3 separate regions of the Homo sapiens genome follow, and regions 2 and 3 are each linked to region 1. Evidence: chromatin loops called from intact Hi-C (ENCODE). Cell type or tissue: PC-3. All regions are shown on one strand. Links, peaks and the distances in the headings refer to the core of each region. The heading gives the core; the rest is flanking DNA.

What was found. Hi-C counts contacts between places; a loop is a spot of excess contacts. Peaks named below come from ENCODE experiments on the same cell type or tissue, not always from the same donor. Only the 100,000 strongest peaks of a DNase experiment are listed, where the experiment ranks them.
Region 2: a loop joins it to region 1, with 5 times the contacts of the local background. A loop is called at or near these places in 16 of 110 quality-filtered maps.
Region 3: it touches region 1 in a loop (15-fold over the local background); 4 of 110 quality-filtered maps call a loop at or near these places.

The regions. Positions count from the first base shown.
Region 1 is chr13:52,804,188-52,815,254 of GRCh38, forward strand. It overlaps MIR759 (microRNA 759), which reads left to right and starts at 5,863; the gene lies at 5,863-5,953. In PC-3, for the core only: a CTCF peak has its summit at 5,310 (motif pointing left); a DNase peak (open chromatin) is centred at 5,364; H3K27ac peaks cover 643 bases; H3K27me3 peaks cover 707 bases.
Region 2 is chr13:52,612,482-52,623,548 of GRCh38, forward strand. It overlaps a transcript of HNRNPA1L2 not described here. Among named protein-coding and RNA genes, the nearest start is that of LINC00345, 18 kb to the left of the region's middle. RefSeq lists enhancers at 4,359-4,478, 4,869-5,088. In PC-3, for the core only: no CTCF peak of the experiment used is centred there; a DNase peak (open chromatin) is centred at 4,940; H3K4me3 peaks cover 2,256 bases; H3K27ac peaks cover 801 bases.
Region 3 is chr13:52,703,510-52,714,576 of GRCh38, forward strand. It overlaps CNMD (chondromodulin), which reads right to left. Exons shown (of 7, transcript NM_007015.3): 5 at 9,207-9,360; 6 at 5,027-5,193; 7 at 1-301. The coding sequence ends at 86. Among named protein-coding and RNA genes, the nearest start is that of CNMD, 31 kb to the right of the region's middle. RefSeq lists an enhancer at 8,707-9,257. In PC-3, for the core only: a CTCF peak has its summit at 4,136 (motif pointing right); no DNase peak of the experiment used is centred there.

The DNA.
Region 1 (11,067 bases), core at 1,686-9,685:
TCTCTGGTGTTAGAGCCAAAAGATAACCAAGAGAGACTCAGGGAGGTTAACCTAGGCCCAGGGAGGTGAACCAAGATCTAGGGAGCTAACTGAGGCCAGGAAGGTAAAACAATCCACAGGTTAGTTTGTTTAGCAACTGGGCTGCAAGTTTTTCACTCTTGGAGAAATGGTTCTTCCATGACAATAAACCTGGGATGACCTAATCTGTTTCTGGGCTTTTTATCTGGACTTTCTGTTTTCATTGGCCTTTTCTTCCTCCTCATTATCTCCCTCCAGACAAGCTCTGCGGTTAAAGCCTCTTGGTTTCAGAGTTGATCCAGTTACATTATACATGAATAGCAGATGTGTTCCTAAAAGGCTCTGGGCTCACTTCGGGTCCTCTATGGTAAGCTGACCTTTTGGCAGGCCTTGGAGGGCGCATGCCTTCAGAAAGGGCAGCTGTCTTTTGCCTGCCTGTCCAAACCCATGGCAGGTTCCTCCCAGCCTTCCCAGGGCAGACTGCTCTGCCTGCCCTCTCCTCCACACCCACAGGGGCTGTTTAGTGCATCCCCTCTGCCAGTCCTGGGCCTCCCCTTCAATAACAACAGTGTCTTCCCTGGCTCTGATGGGGTTTGAATCAATGTAAACAAATGTAGGCAGATTAGGCAGAATAGTGGGTTGGTGGAATGGAAAGGTTGGGACTGGGAACCCATGCCCACACTGCATAATTTGTGACCACTTTGGTTGTAGGAGTTCAAGCCCAAGCCCTACATCCCTGAGTCAGTTTGCTGCTTGTGTCCCTGGAAAGGATGCAAACTGTGGTTTGTTGGCCAGTTATGACTGTATCATAAATATATACTTACAAATGTAAGCCACAGTATTAAAATTTACACATTCACAGCATTATACAGCACACAAAAATGTCTCAGTTTGCAGATGGGGTCACTGAGGCTCAGAGAGATGAAGCAAGGTAGCTGTCCAAAGTCATAGGCAGTGAGAGACAGCTGGGGTTCACAATCAAAGCTCCCATGACCCCACAGCCCATTCTTTCCCCATTGCATTACCTGCCAAAGTCCCGTCAGTATCTCTATATGAGGCATATTCCACATAAATCTCTGCTCCCAAGTCAATCACCAGGCTTGGCCTCTGCTCCCGGGGCATTAGTTACTAGCTTAACCCTCCCCAGTTGCTCCCCATGGTCTACAGAGGTTCCCTATATCGGATCTATTTACCCTTTTCTGAAGCTCTGATTGAGCACTGTAGGACATCCATCTCTGGCTCAGAGATCATTTGATTAATGACATAGTCTTCTGATGCTCCTTTGTTTCTGGTTCTGTCCTTTTGCAGAACATGACAGTTGGCATAAGGGTGGAAGTGAGGGACTAGGAATCAAGCAGCTGGTCTGAGTCCTGGCTATGCATTGTGGTGTATGACCTTGGGACATTCCTGTACTTGGGTGCAATTTCCTAACCTATGGAACAGGGGGATTGGGAATAATCTATCTGGACTCTCCCAATTCTAAAATTCTGCGCTTGTCTTTAAAAAGGTAAGCAAGCAGACTAGACCCTAAAGCTAACAATACCTTCCTGAAAAAAAATACCCTCAAATCCATATCCAGTAGGGATGGCATTTGTGATCTGGGCGTTGGCATTCGTGAATGTGATTACAAGATTCTAATATAGTTGCTGCTAAAATTTCATCCGAAAATTTGAAGCAATGCATGCTGATAGACTCTAATCCCTAAAAGTCCTCTATGCAATATTTCGAATATATATTTTGTCAAAGATTTGATGCTCTCTGCTTAGGTATTTCTAACAAGCACTCTCATCAAACAAATCTCTTTGAAAATGCATTAGATAACACGGTTCCTTCAATTCCATATCTTCCTTTCTGTCTAAACTGAAAAAGCCAGTTCACGTTATTAATGACAAGTCATTTTGCAGAGTGCCCGGGTTAATAGAAGAGATAACTGGCAAAATAAAAATGTGTAATACTAACATGCTGAAGATAAAACAGAGGTCTGATGTGAATGCATAATGTGGAGAATGGGAGGAAAAGTCACTGGCTGGTGCGGAATTCTAGCAGAATGAACAGGACAGCTGTGGCCACCAGCTGGTCCGCTGGTTTCCCAACTTGCTACGTTTCTGCCCTGCTTTTCTCCCAACTAACCTTGTTGAACCCAAATCCTAGAAGTTTAGAGTTAAAAAAAAAAAGGCCTTTAGGGAAATCTGAGGGTGAGGAAACTGAAGCCCAGGCATGGGGGGAGCTCATCTAAAGAAACCCAGCCAGTTAGAGGCAAAGGTGGCTCAGGAACCCGTGTTTACTACCATTTTGGTGCTTTGCCCATGATTCTACAATTCCAGGTGCCTGCTCCTGTCTTCCCCACATCAACCTAGGCCAGGGAGAAGGAATAGAGATATAGCAAATAAAATTCAGGGGACAGTTGATTCTAATTCCACCTGTACCCTTGCCTAGTTATATGGCTTTGGGAAAATCACTTCTCCTCTCTGTGCCTCAAACTCCCCCACTGTAAAATGAGCTGATACAGGTAGAACCCTTTGCACTCTCATGAATGTCCAAAAAAGTTAGTGATGGTTGTTCATATTTGGTGATTTTTTGTTTTTAGTTATACAGTCCCTGTCTGGAAGCAGAAGACAGGATTGGAGGACCTCTTGAAGTCATATCTTGCTTAAGAATTGTGTGTTTTCGGTTGGGTGTGGTGGCTCATGCCTGTAATCCTAGCACTTTGGGAGGCTGAGGTGGGTGGATCATGAGGTCAGGAGTTTGAGACCAGCATGACCAGCATGGTGAAACCCTGTCTCTACTAAAATACAAAAATTAGCCAGGCATGGTGGCGTGCGCCTGTAATCCCTGTACTCAGGAGGCTGAGGCAGGAGAATCTCTTGAACCCAGGAGGCGGAGGTTGCAGTAAGCCGAGATCGTGCCACTGCACTCCAGTCTGGGAGATAGAGCAAGACCCTGTCTCAAAAAAAAAAAAAAAAAAAAAAAAAAAAATCGTGTGTTTTCTTGATCGTCCTCAAGTTCAGAATCAGAAGGAAAAGTTGGCTGTTCTCTGTGTTCATTGAGCATTAAGACAAGAGGAAAGGCAGTTCAAAGATAGCTGAGGCCACTGTGGTGGATTCCTTGAAGAGTGTGGAATCTCCTTAGGTGGTAAATTTGATGCAGAGCCTGGGACCAGCAGCATTTATTTGTAAATGGTACAGAGATGGAGAGCAACCCTAAGCGACCCTGGTACTCTTTCCACTATAAGGAGTTGGGGATTTCCTCTGCAAATTTTTGATGAGTTGGTCTCATTTTAGAAATATTAAAATACTTATAAATGTGTAATACTGACACAGGTGCCAGTAAAAAAGAGGAATCAGCCGGGCGTGGTGGCTCATGCCTGTAATCCCAGCACTTTGGGAGGCTGACGCGGGTGGATCACCTGGGTTCAGGAGTTTGAGACCAGCCTGACCAATATGGCGAAATCCCATCTCTACTAAAAATACAAAAATTAGCTGGGCGTGGTGGTGGGCGCCTGTAATCCCAACTACTCGGGAGGCTGAGGCAGGAGAATCGCTTGAATCCGGGAGGTGGAGGTTGCAGTGAGCTGAGATTGCCCCATTGCACTCCAGCCTGGGCAACAGAGCAAGACTCCATCTCAAAAAAACAAAATAAAACAAAAAAAACATCCTCGGGGATTATGAAGACATGAAAAACGGAATTGGGGCTGGATAAACTTCCTTCAAGAGCTGGGTCCTTTGTGGCCAGGCGTGGTGGCTCATGCCTGTAATCCCAGCACTTTGGGAAGCCAAGGCGGGTGGATCACGAGGTCAGGAGATCGAGACCATCCTGGCTTACACGATGAAACCCTGTCTCTACTAAAAATCCAAAAAAAAAAAAAAAAAAAAAAAAAAAAAAATTAGCCAGGCATGGTGGCGGGCACCTATAGTCCCAGCTACTCAGGAGGCTGAGGCAGGAGAATGGCGTGAACCTGGGAGGTGGAGCTTTCAGTGAGCCGAGATCCTGCCACCACACTCCAGCCTGGGCGACAGAGCGAAACTCTGTCTGAAAAAAAAAAAAAGAGAGAGCTGGGACTTTGCAATCAGGCATGCATACCTGGTTTTCAGCCGTGTGAACCTGGATAGGTGACCTCATCTCCTGAAACCTCAGTTTCTGCATCTATAAAATTGGGGAAGTATCAGTTCCTTCTTTATAGGGTTGGAATAAGAATTGATGAGGTAATACATATAATGTGCTTAACACATTGTCTGGAACATAGTATTTAATTAATGCTAATTATGATTAACTTTTTAAAAAGTGGTTTAGAAAAGCTAATTAATGCCTCACTTAATTACAACCCTTAGACATTAAAAACATTTAAAAATGCCTCAGCATAGATATTCAGTGGGAAGACTTTTGTCTGTTACTTCTCAGTTAACCCTCCTGGCATTTAAATAGTGAGCGTGTGTTGAGGTGCAGGCATCCATTCTCATTTAACAAAGCCCTTTTGAATGGGTAGTTCCTTGAGGTGGCTCTAGGAGAAAGCCCTATCGTGTGTCTAAATGACCTACATTATTTGGAAAAACAAACAAAGCTGGATTGATCTGAGTTGATTGCTTTCAGAAACAACAAATTGGCTAGATTCAACGATTTCCTCCTTTCCTTCACCAGCCAATTTTTGGGTAGATATAGCTTCATTATAAAATCTGACCAAGCTTGACTCTATATAATTCAATCTCAAAGTATAAACAATCTGGAATGTTTTGTGGAAGACCTTGAATGATTTCTGAGCAGGAGATGGAAGCCTGAAGAATCAGAGAGTGAATGCATTCAGGTTTTCAGTGGCACGTGACCTTGATTAGCACACAGTAACAAACCAATTGGTGTCTCCTGAAACTGACCCCTCTCCCTTGGTTGATGAGTTTGATCCATGCTATTGTCTCTGGAAGGGTACTGGAAGAAACCTCAGGGATGAGAGGAACCTAACCTCTCATTCTGTAGATGAGGAAGCTGAGATCTAATGAGTTTGCATGACCAGCATCTATTACTCTACAATATTTTCCTCTTGGTTCCAACGCCATGCTCCATTTTCTTCAAGCAAGGGCTATTGGGGGAAATTTTCAATCATTTTCCAGTTTCCATGTTATTCACAATAAAACACAAGTTATCTTTATTAAAAATGTAAAAGTGTCAGCTTTTTAGATCTGGGTGTATCCATTTGTTTCCCTGGGAGACAGTGGGGAAGAGGCACAGTGCCTGGGGGTCGGGGCCTGGGAGGGTGGTGCCAATGGGGAGGGTGAAGAAGACCTTCACTGCCACCTTGTGGTCACCTGGGGCCAAACAGGGTCATTCCTTGGGAACCTCTCTCTGTCTAGCTTCTTTGGCTGCTTGCCTGAGATCTTTATCAGTGCAGTCAGCATTGCGTCAATGAAGCTTTTGTTATAATTTCTCTTCCATTGCATTTTCAGTTTCTTTAGCCCAGGGAAGGGGAAGTTGTTGAAAGCTAGCAAAATTCTGTATGTTGAAAAAACATCTGCAGGGAGGAAGAGGTCAGAATCCAGGAAAGGCTCTTAAGAAGAAATGTTTACGAGCTTTGCAAGATCCTTGTCTCATCTTATAGCATCTCTCCACAAGAGCAGAGATTATGGGACAAAAGTCAGGCCTGAGTTGGCACCTGTCATTATTATTACTTGGTCAATTGAGGAAGTTAGGATAGATGAGGATTCATTTATTATCTCATTTATTGGCCTTATTTGCAGTCCAATTTAGTTCTCACGTCACATTCTGATAGTCTCAGATTCAATAGCATCAGTTGAAATACTAACAATATTTTTCAGTGCAAAAGAATGACTTTCAAAGTATATATTATGGAAAGGATTATAATAAATTAAATGCCTAAACTGGCAGAGTGCAAACAATTTTGACTCAGATCTAAATGTTTGCACTGGCTGTTTAAACATTTAATTTGTTAGAATGGAAGTAGCGGCACAGAATAAGCATGTTAATTAAACTTGGGCTTTAGCAATGTGAGTCATCCCACGGACACAGAGCGTGACAAACCCGGATGGCAAAAGTCAATGTGCGTTGATTTCTCATTCTCCAAATGAACACTTAACATCTTTAAACCCTGCAGACATTAGTGGTTTTTAATGAATTGTTCTGTCTCTTTGAGGTGACTTTTAGATGATGCCATAGTACTTTTAGTCTGGGAAACAACTTTGCCAATTAAGTTGCAGGGAAGTTATCACCGCAGAAAATTGATTAAAATGATTATATGGCGAATCTGTTCCATGCTTTTACATTAAAAAATAGAAAAATGTAAAGAAGAGGTATAAAAACAAAACCTTGAAACACCAGTTTATCGAAAACAAAAAATCTCCATCATCACCATCATATTACCATCACCACTGCCACCACCGCCACCATCATCACATCTTTTGGGGCTATGGAATATCTAGGCCCAGATTTCCTGTCTGGCCCTGGTTCTACGTGGTAGAGTTATGGTAACATGATGCTGGTTAAGTCACTTGTCTCCTCTAAGCTTCAGGTTCCTCATTTGTAAAATGAGGGCCTTTTTATTGGTTAGGGTAAGGCTAAGCTGATGCAGCAAAGAGGCCCCCAAATAGCATGATTTACATCAGCTAATAGTTCATTGCTTCTTAGAAGTAACCCAGTTGTTTCAGGCTGGCAGGGGAGCACTTGGCTCCCTTACTCAAAAATCTTTGGTGACTCCTTACTGCCTGCAGAACTCAATTCAAGGTCCTTCACAACCTGACCTCAACCTACACTTCCAACTTAGTCACTCATAGCCTTTCTACTTCCATCTGTGTCTTTTCTGTCCTGTTCCCTCTGCCTAGAATTCTCTTTTCTCCTTCACCTATTGACATTGTATGCATTCTACATGGCCTAGCTCAGAGGCTGCCTCCTTCATGAAGCCTTGTAATTCCCTGCCTCTTGCCCCTTTTGATTACCTTTTATAACACTCATTATTTCTTCCTCTGCCTTCGCATATCTTTGCCTCCTTTATAGTATCAAATTCCATTTGCCTTATAATTAAATCAGTTATTTATGCAAATAGGCTTTATGTTTCTGGAGGCAACAGACTGCATATTATTTATCTTTGTTCCCCAACTTCTCTATCCTTCCTTGCCTTGCCCAATATCCAGCATTGTTGCTTGCCCAATAAATGTATGTTGAACTGAACGGAGTAAAAAAAGTTGTTACAGATAAAAAAAACTCAGTCATCAAAATAGCAACCATTTGTTAACTCAAGGGGCCAATTAGTCAATGAGCTATTCTTTGGAAAATTCCAGATGTGAATTAAAACAGTTCCAATTAAACTCATATCCTGTGCTGGACCCAGAATAGCATACAGAAATACTCCTTGGGCCTACATCCACATAGAATAGTGTGCCGCTCATGTTTGTTAGGAAGAACATGATTCCTGAGACTGCTATTATTTTTCTTAAAGCCTTTGTCCATGAGCCATGTGAAAAAAAATTGCATATTTGCCTTGGATGTAAGTCCATGGATGTTGTATATCATATGCTTTAAGTCTATCTCCATTTGTGGAATTTCTCTCTTCATTCTACCCCATTTTAGTGACATCAGAATCTAAGAATTCGTTGTCTGAAGGAGTCTCATTTCAAATAGTAACCTAGCTCATGGGATCAAGTGCAGGGAGCTCAGAGCTTCGAGCCCTATCTGGGTTTACTGCACAGTTGGGAAAACTCGTCTACTTTCCTCAAACCTCACTCTTCTCATTTGTAAATGGAACAGCTACAACCTCCTCCTTCTCACAAGGCTGTTTGCACAAATGATGGCAGCTCATTAGTGAAGTGCTTTGAAAAGATGGTGTGGAATCCTGCAGGGTGCTGTTGAGAGGCTAACCTCCAGGCTTTTATGAGAATGGATATTAAAAACATGCATCTGCTTGTTCCAGTCACTGGGTGCACATGAACAGTCCCTTAGTTGTATTTATCAGACTCGTTTTTTCCTGAAGAAAGAAATTAAATTTGTTTTTTCAAATTTTACAAATATAACCACGAGTTAGTCTGCTTGAATGAATTTCAAATCATAATTTAGATAATGTCAAGATGGCAATAAAACTTATGAAATAGAGCAAGGGTGGTGAAGAGAGAAAGCAGGAGGGAGACATTGAGATAACTCCACCTTTCTGCCCGGCAATTTTCTTTTTCTTTTCTTCCCCCTCTATGCCTTTCCATTCCCTTGTGCACATAAACGTTTCTGCTCCTCTTCATTTAAATGAATCTGGCCAGGTGGCATTAATGCTTGTAAAAGTAAATGGAAACTGCAAAGACAGATGTAGAGTCTGTCACCCAGTTCAGGAATTTTCAATTCTTTGTAACTGTCATCTTACAACTCACCTAGGATTGAAATTAGTTGAGCCCAAAATGGTGAAGTTGAGGACGTCTGAGTGTGGCACCCACGACTTTCCCTCCTCACCATATTTTCCCATTTGATTCATTTATTCCAACTGGAGTTCCTGCCAGGTTCCACTCTTATACCAGTCTATGTGCAGTGAGAACTCAAATATGAATAGGGCCAGTCTCTGCTTATAAGGAACCTGTTTACCAGGAAACAGTGTTTCAGGAAGACAAGATTTAAGCCCAAGTATTAAATGGAAATGGTACAATTTTAAGAGTAGGAGGAGTTTAGAGAACGCAAAGGGCTTTTGGGGTGTCTCAGAAATGATACCCCATGGCTTATGCTGCTGGTGTGTAACACATGACCTAATTGTAAGAAAGAATTTATCATCTCCATATACCAAGGGGAAGGCCTTGGGAATAAGGTCAAATAGTCCCTCCCTCAGTACACGCACACACACAACACACACACGAAGAGGTGAGAAATAACAATTTACACTTGCCTTCATCAGGGGCTGTTTGGCCACAATTTGCTCAAGTTGGTTTAGGCAAAAAGAAAAATTTGTCTCACAGAGTCCAGGGGCAGAGACAACAGTGGGGCTCCCATGGGGCTGAATGGGGCTCAGTTCCTGAACTGAAAGCCACCAAGAGGCCTCAGGGTCCTGCTTCCCTCTGTCAGCTTATTTTTCTCTTCTCGGCTGAGTGGTTTTCTTAAGTCACACATGCACCAAGCATTTCTGCCTCTTCCCTGATCTTCAGAGAATCCCAGAATCCCCAAGCCAAATTCCCCCAATAAGCAATTCTGATTGACCAATAGGATTATTCTAAAGATGGTTATTTGACCAAATTGGTCCAATCAGGTGGCCTCTTTTAGATCAATTATCTTTGGCCAGAGGTTTCAGCAGAAGGCTGGGAAAGCCGTTTCTTGAGAAGAGAATGTGTAGAGAACACAGAAGTGAGATCTCTGGTTCAACATTTAACTTTTGATTGTTTATGAAATGATATACAGTGTGAGGATTTTCCAGGTTGTTTGCTTTTACATCTCCCTTCTTTTCCTAACCTTGAATATTTCACTGTTGGCTTGGGGAAAATTACTTTACCTTTTTTTATTTTCATTTTTGAGACAGAGTCTCGCTTTGTCTGTCACCCAGGCTGGAATGCAGTGGTGCAATCTTGGCTCCCTGAAACCTCTGCCTCTTGGGCTCAAGAGATCCTCCCATCTCAGCCTCTTGAGTAGCTGGGACTCCAAGCACTCAGGTTCGTGTGACCATGCCCAGATCATTTTTTTGTATTTTTTGTAGAGGCGAGGCTTTGCCATGTTGCCCTGGACTCAAATGAGCCACCTACCTCAGCCTCCCAAACTCCTGAGATTATAGGCACGAGCCACCAGCGTGCCCAGTCTACTTCTTAATAACACTATGGTTTAAGTAAGTTTAACAAATAGAGGCTGATGTAAGAAATGTTTCTCTCCTGTAGCCTACAATTTAGTCGGGAAGACAGATAAAAACAAAAACAAACAAAAATACCCAACAGTAAACAAAATAATTACAAGTTGTGTTAAGCGAGGAAACAGAATATTGAATTAGAAAATATGGGTGGGAAAGGAGGGAACCTATTTTAGATGCAGTTACAGGAGCCACTGTTCCAGGGAGTTGACTTCTTCCTAGAGTATGAAAGTGTGTCCAGAATTGGTGGGTTATTGGTCTCACTGACTTCAAGAATGAAGTCGAGAACCCTTGCGGTGAGTGTTACAGTTCTTAAAGGCGGTGTGTCTGGAGTTTGTTCCTTCTGATGTTTAGATGTGTTCAGAGTTTCTTCCTTTTGGTGGGTTGGTGGTCTCGCTGGCTCAGGAGTGAAGCTGCAGACCTTCACAGTGAGTGTTACAGCTCTTAAGGCAGCGTGTCTGGAGTTGTTCATTTCTCCCCGTGGGTTCGTGATCTCACTGGCTTCAAGAGTGAAGCTGCAGACCTTTGCAATGAGTATTACAGCTCATAAAGGCAGTGTGGACCCACACAGCGGGCAGCAGCAAGATTTATTGCAAAAAGCGAAAGAACAAAGATTCCACAGGGTGGAAATGGACCCCAGCTGGTTGCCACTGCTAGGTCGGGCACCCTGCTTTTACTCTTATCTGGCCCCACCCACATCCTGCTGATTGGTCCATTTTACAGAGAGCCGATTGGTCTCTTTTACAGAGAGCTGATTTGTCCATTTTGACAGGGTGCTGACTGGTGCCTTTACAATACCTGAGCTAGACACAAAAGTTCTCCAAGTCCCCACTAGATTAGGTAGATACAGAGTGTCCATTGGTATATTTACAAACCCTGAGCTAGACATAGAGTGCTGATTGGTGCATTTACAAACCTTGAGCTAGATACAGAGTGCCAATTGGTGCATTCACAATCCCTTAGCTAGACATAAAGTTTCTTCAAGTCCCCACCAGATTAACTAGATACAGAGTGCTGATTGGTGCATTCACAAACCCTGAGCTAGACACAGGGTGCTGATTGGTGTGTTAACAAACCTTGAGCTAGATACAGAGTGCTGATTGGTGTATTTACAATCCCTAGCTAAATTTACAATTTAGCTAGACATAAAGACTCTCCAAGTCCCCACCACACTCAGGATCCCAGTTGGCTTCACCCAGTGGAACCCGCACCAGGCGGCAGGTGGAGCTGCCTGCCAGTTCCGGGGCATGCGC
Region 2 (11,067 bases), core at 1,366-9,365, 190 kb before region 1:
ATAACATAGTTTTTCAGCTTTTCACTAGTCATTGACTCCCATCTCTAATCATTAGCTATCAACTTTCAAATGATCATTTATTCATAGAGTGTTTTGGAATCAGGGTGGTGATTATAAAAGTTGGGTGAGCATTATTGTGTTGTATGGCAGTAAATAGAACTGTTGTCCTGGACTCTAGATACTGGTCAGCATGGGCTTCAAAGATTTCTTTTGGGCAGCTGGACCAACCCCTTCCCTGTGGTTCTTCTGCATCCATGCAACCCCCAGAGCAAGTCAGATTCTTGGTGCTGGTCCTTCCTATCTGCTCATCCCACTGCAGAAAACAAAGAATGCCTATCTGTGTCTCAGGATAGGACTGATCCTAAGCTCTCATGCTGGACTCCTCCAAAGATATGCTATACTTTGGAACACAGAAAAACTCTTCATAATATCCAGTGCTAAGTGCTTTATAATACAATTGAATGCAAGAGCAACACTATTTTCACTTAGATTTCTGACTTTTAATGATGATTCAAGAGGTCTGCAGCACCATGAATTATTAATAGCTGGAAACAATATTCTGATTTATTTTTCTTTTTCTTTCTTTTTTTTTTTTTTTTGAGACAGAGTTTCGCTCTTGTTGCCCAGGCTGGAGTGCAGTGGTGCGATCTCGGCTCACTGCAAACTCTGCCTCCCGGGTTCAAGCGATTCTCCTGCCTCAGCCTCTGGAGTAGCTGGGATTACAGGCATATGCCACCACACCTGGCTAATTTTGCATTTTTAGAGCCCCATTGTAGAGATGGGGCTTCTCCATGTTGGACACTATCTCAAAAAAAAAAAAAAAATCAGTAGCATTTCTATATGCCAACAGTGAGCAATGTGAAAAAGAAATTTAGAAAGTACTCCCAGTTACAATAGCCACACATAAAATTAAATACTCAGGAATTAATGAATGATGTGAAAAGTCTGTATAATGAAAACCATAAAATACTGATGAAGGAAGTTGAAGAGGACATTAAAAAATGGAAAGACATTCCATATTCATAGATTGGAAGAATTGATATTGTTAAAATGTGCATTCTGCCCAAAGCAATCTACAGATTCAACGCAATTCCTATCAAAATACCAATGACATTCTTCACAGAAATAGAAAAAAAAGAATCCTAAAATTTATCTGAAACCACAAAAGACCCAGAATAGCCAAAGGGATCCTAAGCAAAAAGCACAAAACTGGAGGAATCACATTACCTGACTTCAAATTATACTAGAGAGCTATAGTAACCAAAACAGCATGGTACTGGCATAAAAACAGAAACATAGACCAATGAAACAGAATAGAGAACCCCAAAACAAATCCACACTCTACAGTGAACTCACTTTCAACAAAGGTGCCAAGACATACACTGGGGAAAAGACAGTCCCTTCAATAAATGGTGCTGGGAAAACCAGATATCCACATGCAAAAGAATGAAACTAGACCACTATCTCTCGCCATATAGAAAAATCAAATCGAAATGGATGAAAGACTTAAGACCTCAAACTATAAAGCTACTACAAGAAAACATTGGGAAAAATCTCTAAGACATTGGTCTGGGCAAAAATTTCTTGAGTAATACTCCACAAACACAGGCAACCAAAGTGAAAATGAACATATGGGATCACATCAAGTTTAAAAACCTTCTGCACAGAAAAGGATACAGTCAACAAAGTGAAGAGACAACCCACCAAATGGGAGAAAATATTTGCAAACCACCCATCTGACAAGGGATTAATAACCAGAATATATAAGGAGTTCAAACAACTCTATAGCCAGCCATCCCATTACTGGGTATATACCCAAAGGACTATAAATCATGCTGCTATAAAGACACATGCACACGTATGTTTATTGCGGCACTATTCACAATAGCAAAGACTTGGAACCAACCCAAATGTCCAACAATGATAGACTGGATTAAGAAAATGTGGCACATATACACCATGGAATACTATGCACCCATAAAAAATGATGAGTTCATGTCCTTTGTAGGGACATGGATGAAATTGGAAATCATCATTCTCAGTAAACTGTCACAAGGACAAAAAACCAAACACCGCATGTTCTCACTCATAGATGGGAATTGAACAATGAGAACACATGGACACAGGAAGGGGAACATCACACTCTGGGGACTGTTGTGGGGTTGGAGGAGGGGGGAGGGATAGCATTAGGAGATATACCTAATGCTAAATGACGAGTTAATGAGTGCAGCACACCAGCATGGCACATGTATACATATGTAACTAACCTGCACATTGTGCACATGTACCCTAAAACTTAAAGTATAATAATAATAAAAATAAAATAAAATAAAATAAATAAAACAACTCTATAGGAAAAATACTAATAATTTGATCAAAAAACGAGCAAAAGATTTGAATAGGCATTTCTCAAAAGAAAACAAATAGCAAACAGACATATGAAAAGGTGCTTATCATTATCATCAGAGAAATGCAAATCAAAACTGCAATGAGATATCATTTCACCCCAGTTAAAATGGCTTATATCCAAAGCCAGGTAATAACAAATACTGGCAAGGATGTGGAGAAAAGGGAACACTTGTACACTGTTGGTGGAATGTATATTAGTACAACCACTATGGAGAACAGTTTGGAGGTTCCTCAAAAAACTAAAAATTGAGCTACTACATCATCCAACAATCCCACTCCTAGGTATATACCCAAAAGAAAGGAAATCAGAATATAGAAAAGATATCCACACTCCTATGTTTGTTGCAGCACTGTTTACAATGGCTAAGATTTGGAAGCAACCTCAGTGCCCATCAACAAAGGAATGGATAAAGAAAATGTGGTATATATACACAATGGAGTTCTATTCAGCCATGAAAAAGAATGAGATTCAGGCATTTGGAACAGCGTGGATGGAACTGGAGGTCATTATGCTAAATGAAATAAGCTAGGAAAAGAAAGACAAACGTCTCATGTTCTCACTTATTTGTGGCATCTAAAAATCAAAACTATTGAACTCCTGGTCATAGAGAGTAGAAGGATAGTTACCAGAGGCTGAGAAGGGTAGTGGGGAGTTGGAGGGGAGGTGGGGATGGTTAGTGGGTACAAAAAATATAGAAAGAATAAGACCTATTTTAATTGCGCAATAGGGTGACTGTAGTCAATAACAATTGTATATTTTTAAATAACTTAAAGAATGTAATTGAATTGTTTGTAATTCAAAGGATAAATGCTTGAGTACTCCATTCTCCATGATGTGATTAATACGCATTGCATGCCTATATCAAAACATCTCATGTATTCCATAACTATATACACCTACTATGTACCCACAAAAAATTTAAAAATAATTTAAAACAGTTTTTTAAAGAAAATACTGATGAAATGAATGGAATTAACTAATTCAAAGTTTTCTAGGATGTGGTAGCAACTCTCTGAAAATCGTCCCCCAGTGGCCACTGCTGCTGGTACTTTCAGGGAAGTGTGGTTCCTTCACTTTGAATCTGGACTGGCCCTGTGACCCATTTTGCACCAATAGAATGAAATGAAAGTGATGTCATGTGACTTTCAATGCTGTGCAGCTTTAGTCTGGTGTGAATGTTCACTCTAAGGCAAGCCAGCTGCTCTGTAAGAAGTCCAAATATAGGCCAGGCCCAGTGGCTCACGTCTGTAATCCCAGCACTTTGGGAGGCCGAGGCAGGCCGATCACGAGGTCAAGAGATCAAGATCATCCTGGCCAATGTGGTGAAACCCCATCTCTACTAAAAATACAAAAATTAGCTGGGCGTGGTGGTGCATGCCTGTAGTTCTAGCTACTCGGGAAGCTGAGGCAGGAGAATTGCTTGAACTCAGGAGGTGGAGGTTGGAGTAAGCTGAGATTGCGCCACTGTACTCCAGCCTGGAGAGAGAGAGAGACTAAAAAAAAAAAATAATAATAATAATAAAAAGAAGTCCAAATATGCTGAGATGCCATGCTGTGAGGAAGTGCAACCCAGCCAGGTACAAAAGTCATGGGGCAAGCTGGCGCAGTGTCTCACGCCTGTAATCCCACACTTTGGGAGGCTGAGGCAGGTGGATCACCTGAGGTCAGGAGTTTGAGACCAGCCTGGACAACATGGTGAAACTCCCGTCTCTACTAAAAAAATACAAAAAGTAGCCAGGTGTGGTGTCGTATGCTAATCTGGAGGCTGCTAATCTCCAGCTAATCTGGAGGCTGAGGCAGGAGGATAGCTTGAACCTGGGAGGCAGAGGTTGTAGTGAGTCAAGATCACGACACTGTGCTTCAGCCTGGGCAACAGAGTGAGACTTCATCTCAAAAAAAAAAAAAAAAAAAAAAAAAAAAAAGCACGGGGCAAAGGTGTGGAGAGAGATTCAGCTAGCCCCTGTTTCTTCCAGTTACTCCAGCTGAGGCATCAGATGTGTGGGTGAAGAAACCACCAGACGCGGTGGCTCACGCCTCTAATACCAGCACTTTGGGAGGCCGAGGCGGGCGGATCACGAGGTCAGGAGTTTGAGACCAGCCTGGCCAACATGCTGAAACCCCGTCTCTACTAAAAGTACAAAAAAGAAAAAAAAAATAGCCGGGCGTGGTGGCGCACGCCTGTAATCCTAGCTACTCAGGAGACTGAGGCAGGAGAACTGGTTGAACACGGGAGGCGGAGGTTGCAGTGAGCTAAGATCGCGCCACTGCGCTCCAGCCTGGGCGACAGAGGGAGAGTCAGTCTCAGAAAAACAACAACATAAAAACAGACTGATCATCTGTAGTTTTTGCACAACTGATCACGCCCTCCACTATCTTGTTCGGCGGTCTCGGCGGTCTGGAATCCTCCTAGGCCAGCGAACCTTACTGAACACTGGCGAGGACTCCGCCTCTAGGAATAGAATCGCGGGGTAGGTGGGGTCGTCTGGAGGTAGCTGGCTCCGCCCGGCCCGCGGGCGAGTCCGGAATACAGTTACCCACCTCAGTTGCCCACCGGAAAGCAAAGGGAGAGGAACCCGCCAGACCAGAAACGGAAGAGAGCGCGGGGGATGTGTTTGGCGTGGGGCGCACTGTTCAGTTGCTCTCCTGGATGGCTTTATGTCTCCGCGGTGTTTCCTAGAGTCTCGGCGTTTCTACCTCTTCGCACCCTTTCCTGCCACCCTTTGTCCCCTGGAAGCCCGGAGACATCAGCGGCTGCAATTTTGCTACTCGCTGCTCGGCGTGGAACTGTCAGGTACCGCAGTTCAGCACTTTTGGCTCCGCAGGTCCTCGGGCATCCCTGTGCCCCGTGCTGTACATTCAGTTATCCTCCAACTTCCTGGTGTCGATGTTATTACCTGCTGGGTTTTAGAAGCTATTGCTTTAAATCTGAGAAAAGAAAAATCCCAGAAAGATAAGATGACTTGCCCAAGGAAACATAGCGTGCGTGGAAGACAGAGCTCCAATTACAAGCCGGGTCGCTGTGCCTCATTCGTCTTGTCATCAACTCCTGTCAGTTTATCCAAGCTCCAAAAGCGAAGTTGTTTTAGCTTTTGCTTCCCAAGATTTATGTGATAGTCTCATTTCTGTTTCCTTCATTTATTCTTTAGTTCATTATTGGAAAACTTTACAGCGTGCCAGTACTGGTCATAAACCCCAAGTAAGACAGTCTTGTCATCACGGAGCGTGTAGTTCCAGCAAGTAGACAATTTAAGTGCTGTGTAGTGAAGTAATTGCTGAGATAGTGTATGGAAGCACAGAGTACACCATTCATCCAACAAGTAATTGCTGGAGGAGCAAATAGGGACACCTAACCATTGCAGGGGCGACTCAGGATATCCTTTCTGGAAGAAAAGTCTGATGAAATCTGAAGGACCACTGGTTGAAGTTAGCCAGGAAAGAAAACGTGTTGCAGCATACTTGGTTTTGCTGTTTATCCTCCGAGTACTTTATTGTTATGAAAGCCTAATTCCACTGTGTAACTTCCATGCATAACACTCAGAAGCCAGTTAAGTACAGTGCTGAAGCAGGTTAGTAGCAGTGAAGATGGGAAGGACCAGCTGAATGGAGGAGAAAAATTGCCCAGGTAGAATTAAGGGGATGTGACATCATGGGATAATGGTAGGGTGGTCAGAGATAGCAAAGATTTCAACTGGCTGCTTTGGAGGATTATGGTATCCTTAACGTTAGCAGAAGAATGCAGATCCGGGGTTGAGAAAGATTTTTACGTATGTTATAATTTTTGGAAAACAGAAAAAATCTGTTTATGTCAGGGGGCATTTTAATATAGAAGTGTGAAAAATGGAAAATCAGTCTGAAAGGGGACGTCTTAAATGTCGTTTTGAAGGTGTTGCATTTGAAGTACTGATGAGATACTGTCAGTGGAAACAAACTCAGGTGGGAGGTTAGGTTTAGAATTTTATGTTAGTGTTATGGAGTTACTTATACATAATTTTCCTGTAATGTAGATTGCTTTCTGTGGTATGAAAGCAGTCTTGAAAGGAAACATTGTAGTAAAGATTATATGTGAGATTCATTCCCCTGATTACCACCTTTCTGTTAAAGTACCTTTAATATTAACTTTATTTTCTTTTTTTGAGACGGAGTTTTGCTCTTGTTGCCCAGGCTGGAGTGCAATGGCACGATCTCGGGTCACCACAATCTCCGCCTCCCGGGTTCAAGCGATTCTCCTGCCTCAGCCTCCTGAGTAGCTGGGATTACAGGCATGCCCCAGCTAATTTTGTATTTTTAGTAGAGATGGGGTTTCTCCATGTTGGCCAGGCTCCAACTCCCGACCTCAGGTGATCGGCCCGCATTGGCCTCTCAAAGTGCTGGGATTACAGGCATGAGCCACCACGCCCGGCCAACTTTATTTATTGTTATTATTATTACTAATTATTTTTGAGATGGAGTCTCACTCTGTGGCCCAGGCTGGAGTACAGTGGCAGGATCTTGGCTCGCTGCAACCTCTGCCTCCCTGGTTCAAGCGATTCTTGTGCCTCAGCCTCCTGAATAGCTGGGACTACAAGCGTACGTTACCACGCCTGGCTCATTTTTGTATTTTTAGTAGAAACGGAGTTTCACTGTGTTGGCCAGGCTGGTCTCGAACTCCAGACCTCAGGTAATCCATCCGCCTCGGCCTCCCAAAATGCTGGGATTACAGGCGTGAGCCGCTGCACCTGACCAGTGTTAACTTTAAGTGTAGAATAATAGGCTGGGCGTGGTGGCTCACGCCTGTAATCCCAACACTTTGGGAGGCTGAGGCAGGCGGATCACAAGGTAAGGAGATCCAGACCATCCTGGCTAACATGGTGAAACCCCGTCTCTACTGAAAACACAAAAAATTAGCCGGGCGTGGTGGCGGGCACCTGTAGTCCCCGCTACTCGGGAGGGTGAGGCAGGAGAATGGCGTGAACCCGGGAGGCGGAGCTTGCAGTGAGCTGAAATCGCGCCACTGCACTCTAGCCTGGCGACAGAGCGAGATTCCGTCTCAAAAAAAAAAAAAAAAAAAAAAAAGAATAATAATTATTTTCTTAGATTGTACCATATATTGAATATTATGAGAGTCCTGTGTACTTATTATGAGGATACTAGTTTGGCAATTGTTTTTTCATTCTAATTTTAAAGTGCCTGATTTGATAGCCTCTGACGTTTTCATAAGCAGATCAGATAGTTTCAGCATTTTTTGAAATTGCCGTTTTCTCTTTCATGCAAGTGTCCTTAGCCTGTGGCTACTATTTTCTGGCTTTGAGAACTTGATATAGTATTTAACCTAAGGTCTGATACAGGCTCTTGAGCTCACCTGCATCAGAAGCACCTGGGTCTTATTTAACATGCTGATTCCTGAACCCCATTCCAAACTTACAAACTAAGAATCTTAGGAATCTGTGTTTTAAGTCAGCTGCCTATGTGATTTGTATAACCTCTAGAGATTCATAACCACTGACCTAACGTCTGTGGGCAGCAGTTTGTTCTGTAAAACGAGAATAATAAAACCTATCCTTTAAGATTGTAAGGATTAAGTAACATAGGTAACATAGCTACTGTAATGTGGTCCCCTGATCAGCAGAATTAGCAACACCTGGGAGCTTGTTAGAAATGCAAATTCTCAAGTGTCTCCTGGAAACAGCTACTGAATCAGAGTAGTTTGGTGGGACCAAAGAATCTGTATTTTAGCAAGGAGCATAGATACTTTCTGTGGGCCAGGCACAGTGGCCCAGGCATGTAATCCCAGCACTTAGGGAAGCCTAGGTGGGTGGTGGGAGTTCTAAGTGGGCAGATCCCAGGAGTTCCTGTGCAACATGGGAAACCCATTTCTACAAAAAATTAGTCCCAACTACTCAGGAGGCTGAGGTGGGAGGATCGCCGGAGCCTGGGGAAGTCGAGGCTGCAGTGAGCCAAGATCACGCCACTGCACTCCAGCCTGTGTGACAGAGCGAGACCCTGTCTCAAAAAAAAAAAAATAATTTCTATATATATTAAAGTGTGAGAAGCAGTGCTGTAGCACATCAGCTTCATATAAGTAGGGACTATGAAATTCTTATTTACTAATATATTGTCAGTACCTAGTATAGTGCCCAGCACAGAGTAGATATTCACTATATTTAATGAATGATTTTTAAATATATTATACCCTCTTACTGAAACTAACACATTCAAAGAGTTTTTAAAGTTCTTTAGTAATCAAGTGCCAAAAGAGGTTTTTAACTCCACAGAATAAAACTGGATATTTGAGTTACTTAGAATTAGGACATCTTTTGCATGAGTCTAGTATAGATGTAATCATTTGTGGTGTTCTCTTTCATAAATGTATCTAATGAGGAAAGCAAAAATGACATTTATAGCCATCGATTATTTTCTTTTCTGTTCCATTTTAGCTTAGCTTACAAGTGGTTATGGGTTAAGTGGCATGTAGCTTGATGAGAATGTTGATCAGATTAAAACAAGACCCACTCAGTTTTTTTTAAAGTAATCTTTTTGATAGAAATTTATTTTTGTATTATTTAATTATAACTTTTTAAAGAGGTGTTATGTTAAGATCAAGGACTTGCAGTCAGTCAGATCTGGGTTTGAGAATAATAAATTGTCATTTATTAACCATGTCAGAGTTTTTCTACCGAACTCTGGGGTAAATGGTGGGAAGGAACAGATTTGGGAGCACCAGCACCCCCAGGCCTCCCCTGGCCACCCCAAGGAGCAGGTGATCAATATCTCAGCATACCTCTACTTATTTGTGGCACCCCAGTGTGTCTTAGGCCTTAATGGGCTGTGAGGTGCATGACCTTAGGTAAGTTACTTCTCTGATTTTCAGTTTCCTTATCTGCAAAATGGAGACCTTAGGGAGTTAATGTGGGTATGAGAAATGTGCATAAAACATATTGCACGAGGTTGAGGCATATAGTATGTGCTAATAAATGGTAAGTTGCTGCTGCTATGGTTGTTAATAATTATAAAAAGCAAATGGAAAGGGCTTGAATTGAAAAAAAATTTAGATACACGGTTTTTTGCTTTATTAGCCTGCATTGTATTTTTCATTTTTTTTCTTTAATGCATCTTTCCAGGACAAAAAATAATATCCAAAGATATTTTGGCACTAACGGCGCTATCTGTAGCAAGAAAGTTGAGCAGTGTGAACTGTTGAGACTTCCAAGGAGACTTCAGACAACCAAGACAGTGTAAAGGAAAACAGAGAAAAAGACTTGTTAGACATTATTAAGGGCACGAAAGTTGAATTGAGCACAGTAAATGTACAAACAACAAAGCCACCCAACAGAAGTTCACTTAAAAGCTACAACTGGCGGGCCTCAAAGAGCTTTAGGACATGCTCCAAAGAAGAGGTAAATTTAATTGTAATTTGAATGTTGTTTGAAAGTAATTTTTAAAATTCCAGTAAGCTTTTTCTTTTTGCAAAAAATGTTTTTAGTACAAGTACTTGGGAGATATTGAATTAATGAAGAAAAAAATATCAGCTAATAAACACAGGGAGTCTAATAATTACTTGAGAAATGCTGTAATTGTATTATATTTAAATAACAAGAGGATATCTGTACACAATCCAGTGAAAGGAAGAGAGAAGTGATCTCATTGAGAATTCTACACTCTTACATACTTATTGGTGTTATTAACTGCTACTTAACTGCCTCTTTAAGCTGTTAATTAACAATATCATTTACATCTTGATTTGAAGGTAGCTTCATGTCTGTAAAGGACTCACTTATTTGAAATTTTCCATTTAAAAAATTTTTTCTGGAATAAAGTTTAGCACGTTGATTACAACTGCTCTGTATGACTTCCTGTGACCAATAACTATCCGTGCTTTCAGCTTTCCTGGCTTCCTCAGAGCATTGTAATTACTTGTGCTTGTCAAAAGAGTATTTAATTCTAAGTGCAATCAGTAATATCTTGGCATTGTGTTGTAGGTTAAATGGCAGTTTTTTTTTTTAATGATACATAATGATGTATTTCAGGGATGTCATTAATTCAAGTAGTAAGGTGTGTGGCTTTAGGATACCCATCACTGACTTCCCTTATCAGAACAAACAGATAATATAGGCTTCTGTTTTCCAGAATGATTTAACATTTTAATGGAACTTCTTGGTTTCTACATGGTATCAAAAATACCTCTGGAAAGTATAATTGGGTGGTAGAGTAAGCTAATTCAGACAATCAGTACCCATAATAGGTACTTCCTCCTCGTCCTACTCTTTAGAAACAAAACAGTTACATATAAGTATGTGGAAGTAAATAACACAAACATATAAATACATATCAAGAATGGCATTTTTAAGGCTACCAGACCTGTTTATGACCCCTCATGCCCTTTATTTTAATTTAATTAACTATTACAGAAATGGTAAAGTGAGTTGAATGCTTTGGAAAGAGTCAGTAAAGGTCACGTAAACAATTTCTTTCCAATTAGGCATGAGTGAGACAAATATACATACGCAGGAGCATCATACCCTTAGATTGCTTTGTAAGCTATCTCACATTCTTGCTCCACTTTTCCACTTAAACCAAAATTGAAAATATTGCAGGATGGGTGTGATGTATGTAAAATATATGCCTTAGAACCTTTTATCAGTGGTCCTGTGTTTAAAAAAGAGGCTTTGGTCCTACATCAA
Region 3 (11,067 bases), core at 958-8,957, 100 kb before region 1:
CTATCAGCATCAACCTGCCTTAATGCTTCTTTGGTTGTCTCTTCAGCTAGTTCTTATTTTACAGCACATGATATATGAAGTGATTTCACACCATGCCCAAGATACGGGCCACCCACCAGCTACATGGCATGATGACTCTGCAGGCCGAACGGCAGCCTTGATAATTATAAGGCCATGGGTAATAGCCCCCCAGGGGTTCACAGATCTTCTGGCAGTGGGTGTAGCTCCGCCTACATTCTATACAACAGATTCCTTCGTGATCCAGTCTAGGGTCGAATGTCATGCTTTCCCCTTCCTGCTGCTGTGAAATAAAAGATAATTATTTGTGATAACTGCATAGTGGGAAGGTCATAGCATGCATGTTATTTTTAAATAAGATTCTGAATTTTTCACTGCTACAGGAAGGTGTAATCTGTAAAGGGTTTGATCTTGTTTACCCTGTCATTCATAATTCATGTTCACTGCTGTCATTCATAATTCCTTTTGACACCAAGGAATCTACACCTACCTCACCTGTCACTGACTAGAAAGTTGTTTTGTCTTTTAAAACGATATCCTGAAGTTTCTCCATGCCTTTAATGAACTATGGTTACCACTTAGTAACTCAGCTTGTTTTAAGTAGGAAAGCAAGAAGGAAGCATTATGATAAAAAGTAGCATTTCTGCCACTGCTAATTCTAAGTCAGTGGAATGCTTGTGGCTTCTTGCAGTAATAGCTTCCAGGGCTCTAGAAGCACTTTTTGAAACTCATCAATCTAGGCTAAAGACAGATTTCAATTCCAGTTGCACTGGCTCTGAGAACACTGTCAAGTCATTTAGTTTTCTCCTGCTTTCATTTCAGTAACAGAATGGGGATGTTATCTCTATAGGGACAAAGGGGTCTCAGGAAAAGACTCCACAAAAACATGTAAAATTCAAGGCCTTAAACTTTGCCTTCTAGTTTTTTATGTAAATATATAAACACAAGATTACATTGGTGAAGTAAAAATCTCCATTTTCACTGCTGGTGAGATTACAGAACTGGAAGGAACTCCCATCCCTCCAACCCTGCCCGGTTTACATATTTGGTTTTCCTTTTTGGGGACTTGTAAGGGTGGAGATTCTGCATTATTTTTAATATGGTATTGAAGTGCATTCCCAAGAAACCCTTATCTTTAAATTCTTGATTCAATTTAAGATTCTTTCCTAAAGTTAGCTGATTCTGGTGTTTAAACAAAGTCTTTAATCTTAATTTGGGATGTCGGGGAGTGGGGGGAGTTATTAAAAATTTCAGCCACGCGCAGTGGCTCATGCCTGCAATCCCAGCACTTTGGGAGGCCAAGGTGGGTGGATCACCTGAGGTCAGGAGTTTGAGACCAGCCTGGCCAACATGGTGAAACCAACCCCATCTCTACTAAAAAATTAGCCAGGCGTGGTGGTGGACACCTGTAATTCCAGCTACTCAGGAGGCTGAGGCAGGAGAATCTCCTGAACCAGGAGGTGGAGGTTGCAGTGAGCTGAGATTGTGCCATTGCACTCCCGCCTGGGTAACAAGAGTGAAACTCTGTCTTGGAAAAAAAAAAAATTTCAAACATACTGGAGAGTAGAGAAAATTATAGATTGAACACCAATAGACTCATCTAGATTGGACAATTGCTAACCTATTGTCAAATTTGCTTTTCCCCTTCCTGCAACAGCAAAAGATAGGGAAATAATTTATATGTCCATCAAAGCAAAACTAGTATTTTAAAGTAAATTCTGAAGTGAATTTAAAGAGAATTGGAGGAATTGTGACATTTCTTCCATAAATACATTAGAATGTGCCCCCCAAAATAAGGATATTTTCCTAAATTTACAACCAGATTGCCATTATCACAAAATTAACAACATGATCTGATACAACCCATATTCAAGTTATGTCATCAAAATATTTATTATCTTACTCTTAAAGCATTCATTTTTTAATTCATCAGACTCACTCTGTTCTTTACCTTATTTCTTGAATAGGTTAATCTGGGACAGCAAAAAGACAACAACCTCATTTATTAATTATGAGGCAGGGAGAGTTAAAAGGCCTGTCAGTTGAGGCACTTCCTTATCTGAGGACCTGACAAAAGTTTTAGGATTGAAAGGTTGGGAGGAAATCTCATGTTGTTACCCTAAGATATGTTTTTTAAAGGAATAACTGAATGAGATCATGGAGATAAATGCTTTAACCATTTCTGCTTAAAGTCCAACATATAATAAAGGAAAAAATTGATATAATTGGAGTTTTTCAAGGGATAAAGGTCACTCAAGACTGGATCCAAGGCAAAGTCATATCCTGCCTGTCTATAAAGGGGCTGATGCCCTCACCCCTTGAGCCAGATTCAGCCAGCCCAGCTCTCTAGGGAATAAACAGTATTAAATTTTATTTGCCTATTCAGATTCTTTTTATTCTTCTTCAAGCTAAGGTAGTAAAGTATTGTGGCATCCTGAATTTTCTGATAAGCCTTTGGTTGTTTAGAAAATACTTCTTGCTCCAAGCTTTTCTAAAATATTTTTAAAATGATAAACTAGGAAATATATTTGCAACACCTGAAATAGTGTTGGACTGAATAGGCTACATAGAAAAACGTGCAAATGACTTAGTATATGAAAAGATGCTCACCCTTACACATAATTAAAGACAAGCAAGATAAACAACCAGGAGATAGAATTTACACCCAAGAGATTGGTGAAAGTTTTTTTTAAGTTTGGTAAGAAGTGGGTCCTTTCATTACTGTTTGCAGACATAGGGCTGATGTAATTCCTTGAAAGGCAATTTGGTATCCTCCATTAAAATGTAAATCTACTTCGATGCAGCAGACTCATGCTTCGGTATTTATGCTAAAGGTAGACTTCCATGTGTGTACAAAGAGGCACAATACTAATAGCTAATATTGAGAAAGTTACTGTTCACCTATGTATCTCAAGCCCTGTGCTAAAAGAGCTCCACCTGCATTACCTTTATTTACTCCTCATAATCCTGTAAGTCATGTACAAGATTGTATCCTGTAACAGTATTTGCAAACAGCAAAAGACAGGGAAATAATTTATAGCCATGAAAGCATAACTAAATTTCTGTACATTTATGTATACAATGAGTTACTATTAAATGAATAGTAGTCATTAAATGAATGAGGTACTATGTAGGAAAACAATCTCCAAAATATTGTAACTGGAAAGAAAGCAAGGTATAAAAGTTTTGTGTTAAAAGTGTGTGTGTGTGTATGTGTGTGTGTCTGTGGGTGTGTACTTATGCAAAGAAACTGGACAAATAGTCATTGTTAATAGTTTGCTTTGGGGAGGGTGTCTGGAGTGGAAGGGAAACACTTTTCTTAATATATCCTTTTGTACTGTTTTTAAAAAATTTCTGCATGTATTTTTAATTTAATTTATTTTTTAGTTGAAGTCTCACTCTGTCACCCATGCTGGAGTGCAATGGCGTGATCTTGGCTCACCGCAACCTCAGTCTCCTGGGTTCAAGTGATTCTCCTACCTCAGCCTCCTGAGTAGCTGGGACTATAGGTGCACGTCACTGTGCCAGCTAATTTTTTGTATTTTTAGTAGAGACGGGGTTTTACCATGTTGGCCAGGCTGGTCTTGAACTCCTGACCTCAGGTGATCCACCCACCTCAGCCTCCCAAAGTGCTGGGATTACAAGTGTGAGCCACCGCGCCCAGCCTGTATTTTTTATTTTAAAAGCTAGCTACAAATAAATACCTATTCTACTTTTTCGCTCCCTGAAAAGTATAATGGTAAATATTTTGTGGAAGATTTGAGTTTTTAGCACCTCGTGTCATCCTCACAAACATCACTTTTCAGTGTTTCAGCCTAAAGCGTTTTACATCTAAGTGTGGGTCTATCCTCTAACTGAAGTGAGAGCCCCTGAGGGCAGATGACACCTCGTGTCATCCTCACAAACATCACTTTTCAGTGTTTCAGCCTAAAGCATTTTACATCTAAGTGTGGCTCTATCCTCTAACTGGACTGAGCCCCTGAGGGCACAGTCTCCTGCCTGTGCACAGAGCCTGGGAAAGAGCAGGTGCCTAAATGACTGCCTGTTGAATAAAGTGGATATAAAGGGGGAAAGAGAATACTTCCATTCCATATGTTGCCTCCAGGGAGCACTCTAGGAAACATTTTCAAATAATCAAATTCCTGATATGAATTTGTTTTCATGAATTTGCCTGTGACTCAAAAAAAGGAGAGCACAGAAAACAACTGAATAATAAGGGTTACCAGCCAATCAGGATTTTACACTACAGAGGTAATGCTTAAGTGTTCTTACCCTTAATTATAAACCTTGCAAAAGGTTGGGCGCGGTGGCTCACACCTGTGATCCCAACAACATCTTGGGAGGCCAAGGCAGGTGGATCACCTGAGGCCAGGAGTTCGAGAACAGCCTGCCCAACATGGTGAAACCCTGTCTCTACTAAAAAAAAAAATACAAAAAATTAGCTGGGCATGGTGGTGGGCACCTGAAATCCCAGCTACTTGGGAGGCTGAGGCAGGAGAATTGCTTGAACCTGGGAGGCGATTCCCAGGCAGTGAAACAACAACAAAAAAACAACTTTGCAACAAATGAAAATGTATTTTTAAAATAATTGAATAAAAGTCTAAGTTGAATACTTATATGCGCGTTTGAAACCTCAAGTACAAACACCATTTCAACACTATTTTTTTTTTTTGAGACGGAGTCTCGCCCTGTCACCCAGGCTGAAGTGCAGTGGCCCAATCTCGGCTCACTGCAACCTCCATCTCCTGTGTTCAAGCGATTCTCCTGCCTCAGCCTCCGGAGTAGCTGGGATTACAGGCGTGTGCCACCATGCCTGGCTAATTTTTTGTATCTTTAGTAGAGACAGGGTTTCACCATGTTGGCCAGGCTGGCCTCGAACTCCTGACCTCGTGATCTGCCCACCCCTGCCTCCCAAAGTGCTAGGATTACAGGCGTAAGCCACCACGCCCGGCCTTGGCACTATGTTTAATGCATTTGTCTAATCATGTCAAAAAGCACCGGAACGCACATGATAAGGATTATCAGGATTGAAGGCTTGTGAGTCCTCTTGAACACTGGGTCTGGTTTCATTATTCAGTCTTCCAGCGCCTGGGTTGCTCCGTGGTCCACTGTGTGGTCTTTTTGTGGTAGTTGGAACAATTTTTCTTACCACTTCTCTTCTTTCCCTCTGGATTTCTGCAAAAATTTCTGTAAATTAATCCCTTTATTTGAATAATTAAGGAAATTAGATCTGTGTTTATCAGGGTGAAAAACATAAGAAAAGGATATCAAAATTTGTGCATAACCAGATGGCTTAAAATTTTTGTACTGATGTTTGTAGTAATAAAACATGTTTTAGAGTCTTGGGCTAATAGTTAAACATACAGATAATCTGAATTTGGTTTTGTAATACTAATTGAAGATGACATTGTAAGATGGCCTGACAAACCTCAAGACCACCTCCCCCCTTTCTTTTGGTCTGCCTTCACTACTGGGGCTGAGAAAATAAAACACCATTCATTTCCCCAGCTTCCTTTGCAATTAGAAGTGGCCAGGTGAGACATATCTGACCAGGGAGACATCAGCAGAATACGCTAGTGCAGTTTCTGGGAAAGCTTTTGCTTTCTCGGTAAAAGGGGACAGATAGGCTTCCCTGTCTTGTTTTTCCTTTCTTGAACACAGATGTGATATCTGGAGTTATGAGAGTCAACTTGTGACTATGAAGTGATAGGCACCATAAGCCAGCATGCTACAGGTAGTAAAATGGTAACTGGAAAGAGACTTGATGGTATCATTGAGTAGCTGATAGTGTCAAAAACCTCCTCTCTCTAGACTTCTGGCTATATGAAAAAAATAAACCTGTGTTTGTTGAAACCACTGTTGATCAAATATTCTGTTAATTGTAGCCCTAAGTATTTCTAATGGATTGACTATATCAGTATAAAGCTTTACAGTTTGCAAGGGAAATATCTTGGTTTATTCTTTTTAAAAATCCTATGGGATAGAAAAAGCAAATGCTTTTATATATGAGGGCATCAAGCCTCAGAAAGGCCAAGTGACTTGGCCAAGATCACAGAATGGGTGGCATAGGTAGGTGCCCAGTGCGAACTCCCTGGCTCTAGTTTACCACATAGCCTCATGGGCCCTGCAGCAGGGCTGATGGCTGCCAATTAACCAAAATACAGGCCAGGAGCAGTAGCTCATGCCTGTAATCCCAGCAGTTTGGGAGGCTGAGGCAGGCGGATCACTTGAGGTCAGGAGTTCGAGACCAGCCTGGTCAACATGGTGAAACTCCATCTCTACTAAAAATACAATAATTAGCCGGGCGTGGTGGCAGGCACCTGTAATCCCAGCTACTTGGGAGGCTGAGACAGGAGAATCGCTTGAACCTGGGAGGCAGAGGCTGCAGTGAGCCGAGATTGCATCATTGCACTCAAGCCTGGGTGACGAGTGAAACTCCATCTCAAAAAAAAGTAGAAAGTACCACACAGCTTGGATTTTGGTGTCTCTCTGAGCCCGTTTCGTTATCTGTAAAATGGGGATAATAGTAATATCTAATTCATAGGGTAGTGATAGGGTTAATGAGAATCTGTCTAAAGGTTTAAGCAGTGTGTTGCATATAATAAGCACTGAACTATTAGGTGATGAGGATTATATCATGCTTTGTTATTTAGGAGAACTAAGATGTGCTTTAAAGCCATTGGTAGCTTCCACAGATAGCATGGTTGGAGAGGCACCAGTGAGACCTGGATTTGATCACAGTTCTGCTTCTTTTAACTAACTAAATGACCTTAGGCAAATTACTTATCTCTGTGAACCTTAGTTTCTTCATCTATAAAACGGGAACGAGTAGTTACCCCAACAGTTGTTGGCAAAGATTAAATGAGGACAAAGCGTAATTCTCTACTACCATGCCTGACACACAGAGCTCAGCAGGTGTCAGCTCTCCCCGTTCCCCTCTGACCTGTGTCCAGCTGTCATTCCCCGTGTCTCTGATAATACAGCTGTGTGACACTGATGACCTGCTGGCTTCAAGATCCAAGGGCATGGGCCGCTGGACCCTGGAGTGTGGTGCTTTTATTAGAATTAGGTGGTAGGAAGCCTGGCATCATCAGAGTTTCTTGATTGTATTGTAAAATATAACTGTACTTATGAGAGATGGGGGAATCCATTTTTCATATCTATGATATTCCATTTTATGGATATAATCAACATTTACCTTTTCTAATCTGGGGGCATTGAGGTGTTTTCCACTTTTCTTGTGTACATAATATGTGTAATTCTTGTATGGATGTTGTGGTGATTGAATACTTAAAATGTGGTCACGCTATTGGGCTGGGAGGGAACAAGCCACATCTTGGATATGTAGGGAAGAAGCTCTTTCCCCAAGTGAGAAATTACTCATCCTATCAGTTGTCTTAGCATTGCCAATAATGCTGTGTTCCGATCTCTAGTGCCCACCCCATGGCCCTGCACTGGCATTTTCCATAGCACCTTGTATCATATTATACAATTTTCTTATTTTAATTTAGTGTTTATTTACTGTCTCCCCTTGCTGCAATGCAAAACTCCCTGAGGGCACGGGTTCTTGTCTGTTCTATTCACGGATGCACCTCAAATACCTACAACAAGTTTATGGCACGTACTAGGCCCTCATGAACGTCTGTCAAATGAGTGAATGAACTCTCTGGGTAAGAGGCTTGTCCTCAATGAGATTAGGGAGAGCTCTAACTGGTAGCACACTGCAGACTCTTGTCCTCAGCTGGAAAAGATGGGAGTTCCTGGGCGACAGAAAGTAAGAAGGCCCACCCAGGTGGTGGCAGGTGTGGAACAGAAAGCCAGAACTTGGCAAGCCATCATAGAACTGTGAGTTGTGACCACCCATAGGAGCAAGAGCAGGAATGGCAACAGCACAGCCCATTTGGCAGCCCCTCTCCTGCCCCCTTCAGCCAGCCAGCCCCTGCTGACTGAGTTTGGAATTCTTTCTTACTGAGCCTGCATGTGGTCTCCAGCTGTTTCTCAGCCCACTGTGCTGGGCAGCTACTGCCAGTGGCTTGTCGCTGAATCCTATTTGCCTCACCCAGGCTGGAGAGGAGCCATCTTCTCCAGCTTTGGGACAGAATGAGACTTGTGAACCATAAGAATAAGTTAGTCGTGGCAGATCAGAAACCTGTACTTCCTAAGCCTGGTGGGTATTTTTAAAAATTGTAAAATATACATAACGAAATTTACCATGTTAACCATTTTTAAGTGTACAGTTCAGTGGCATGAAGTACATTCACATTGCTGTGCAATCATCACCACCATCTAGAACATGTTTCATCTTGCAAAAAATGAAACTGTACCTATTAAACACTAACTGCCCAGTTTTTTCCCTGTGTGCCCACCAAGCCTAGTGGTTTTAAAGGCCTATATTTTCTTTATTTCCATGCTGCTGTCTGCTAGTCTTCCATAAAATCTTTCAGAAAACAGCCTATCTCAGCTGTGCTAGGAGAAAGGCCTTTTTTTTCCCCACATTTGAACCAGAGCTACAAAATAGGCCTTTGGGAGGCCAGTGTGGTGACTGCAGTAGAAATAGTGAGACAACTCAGGGGACAGGAGAAACTCAGGAGGGAGAGTGAGGCCCACCAGGCTCACCTGCCCTTCATTACCCAGAAATAGCTCAAAGATATGCTCCAGCCTAGCTGTGAACCCCAGGGAGTCTGCACTTACTTTCACTGGACTTGGAAGCTAATATTCAAGCTCTGAACTTGAGAGGAATCTCAGCCAATACCCATAGCAGCTTTTGGCTGTCCCATAATTCTAGGTTTGAACACAATAAAGACTCGGCGGTATGACAGTTTCTTAGTCCCTTGATTCTATGCCTTAGAAATAAAAAAAATGTAAAATTGGAAGGTGCAAACAACTGAGATAAAGGGGCAGAGTGGAAAGAAGTGGGAGTGTCATAAACCAAAGCTGCAGGTAATGCCATGGCATTGTCTTCCTGATCTGCCTCCTGTTAACCCTACTGCTCCTTCCCTTCCCTTCAATAGTCACGGGCTGTCATTTTCCTGCTCTTTCATCTCTCATGCTAATTACTGAGACACTGCGACATGCATCCTGATTTATCCTCCTTGTTAACATGCTCAGGCCTGTGGAGGGGGTTGGAGGAACCTCACATGCATGAACAGGGAAAGTTGTAAACAGCTTAAGATAATTTAAAATGTTACCTTTTGGATAGGTTGGTTTAAGCCAGAAAATAGGAAGGTCACCGCAGAGTTCTAACACCTTAGAACTCAAGAAGCTGTTGTCCTTCACAGGCTGATCTACAGCCACCCAGATAAGAGAATTTTCTTCATATTTGACTGGCATGATCTTGCCTTCCTGAAAGTAAAAACGATTGCATTTGAGCAAAGAGGACAGTGAAACAAATTGTATTAAGAGTCATGTGTTGCTAAAAGGTTATTTTGCCTTATAAAAAATTAATGAGAATTCCGAGCATGCGTGTGTACATGTGTGCACTTTAAGGTTCTAATCTCTTCTCTTTGTAGCTCTTTTCACAATATTCAGCACGCCTCCTCCTGTTGCCCTGCCTCTGGATAGCTGTACCATGTGAATATAAGTGCCCTGAGTTGAAGTGAAAATTACTTGATACCAACTTTGAGATTTAGGTTAATCTGATGTTTTTGATCAAAGATGTTTTTGAGGAAAAGCAATTGAACGAACCCTGGAATCCTACAAAGGATAGAGGAACCCTTCATTTGAAGTGAAAATCTTGTGGGGTTTTGTTCTGCAGCTTCTGAACAACAATGGAAAAAGCAAGTGATTGGTTCTTTAATGTCTTCAGTTCAAAGTATTATTTAACATAAACCATTTCTCCACTTCCCAGCTATAACAACACATATTTCAGATGTTCCTCACATCAAGCACACCACTGAGATTTCAAAGTTAAACCCTGGATTTTCTTCCACAGTGAGATGCTGAGAATGGTTTGATAACCCAGGAGACAAATTTATCCTGCCAGGTTGTTCCTTTCGTGTACTTATTAGTCTGCAATAGCTTGGAGAAATTAAAATGTTTTCTCCTAATTTTTAGCTAAAAGCAGTACTTCATTTATGCTTTCTCCCTCAGGCTTATGGCTGCATTAAAACAACTTAAAGTTATTGGAGGAAGCTAACAGTCAGGTAATCCAGTTATTTACCTTAAATTAAATGGCTCCATCCAGGAAATGAATGCTCTTTGAGTACTGTAGCTTTTTAAAGTTATACAAAACTGATGAAAAATTTATGAAAGCAAGTGGTACATAAATCTACCCCATCTTAGTCTAAAGTGTGTGGGGAAGAGTGGGGTGATTGGGATAATGCATATAGATGCATCCTCCATGCTAAGAATGTTAAATAAATCTTGAGGCATGTACTTTTGGTTGCCTACCCAATCTCCTTCCTCCCCCACCTGCCTTGTAACATAGTCCTTCTTTTATTGGAAGCAGCAATGAGCCCAGCCCCAGGAGAGACACTTGCTTTCTCTAGTTCTCCTGCAGTCCAGGGTGCCCGGGTGACCCAGTGGTAGCCAGTGAGATCCAGGCCAAAGTATGCTGAGGGCTTGGGAGGCCTTCTGCTTTTCCTGATTAAAGGGAAGTCGTGGTTGGCATTGCTCAATGTCTTTCTTCCTGACATTTTTACTTGAATGCCAACTAAGGAAGTCAGGAAGAGGTTGAGCAGTGGCAACCATGATTGGAGCTGAAAGGCAAGATTTTAAAAAATCACAGAAATGCTGGCCACCGAGCCAATGCCTGCAGCCACCTGCCTCCACATTGCTTACTGTGGAGAAAAACAGATCCCGATTTGTGTAAGTTACTCTAAGGGTAGTTTTCTGTTACTGACAGCCAAACATATTCCTAATTCACACAAATGTATTGTCTGAATTTGTTTTTGTCCACTAGAGGATCCATCATGCATGACATAAACAACTAAAACACAGGACAAATAATCTACCTCTATGGCCTAAGAATCAGATGCAGACAAAGATTTAAATATAAAAGCATTCACCATCACGGCGAATTTATTTACCATGGTAAATAATGGTATTTAA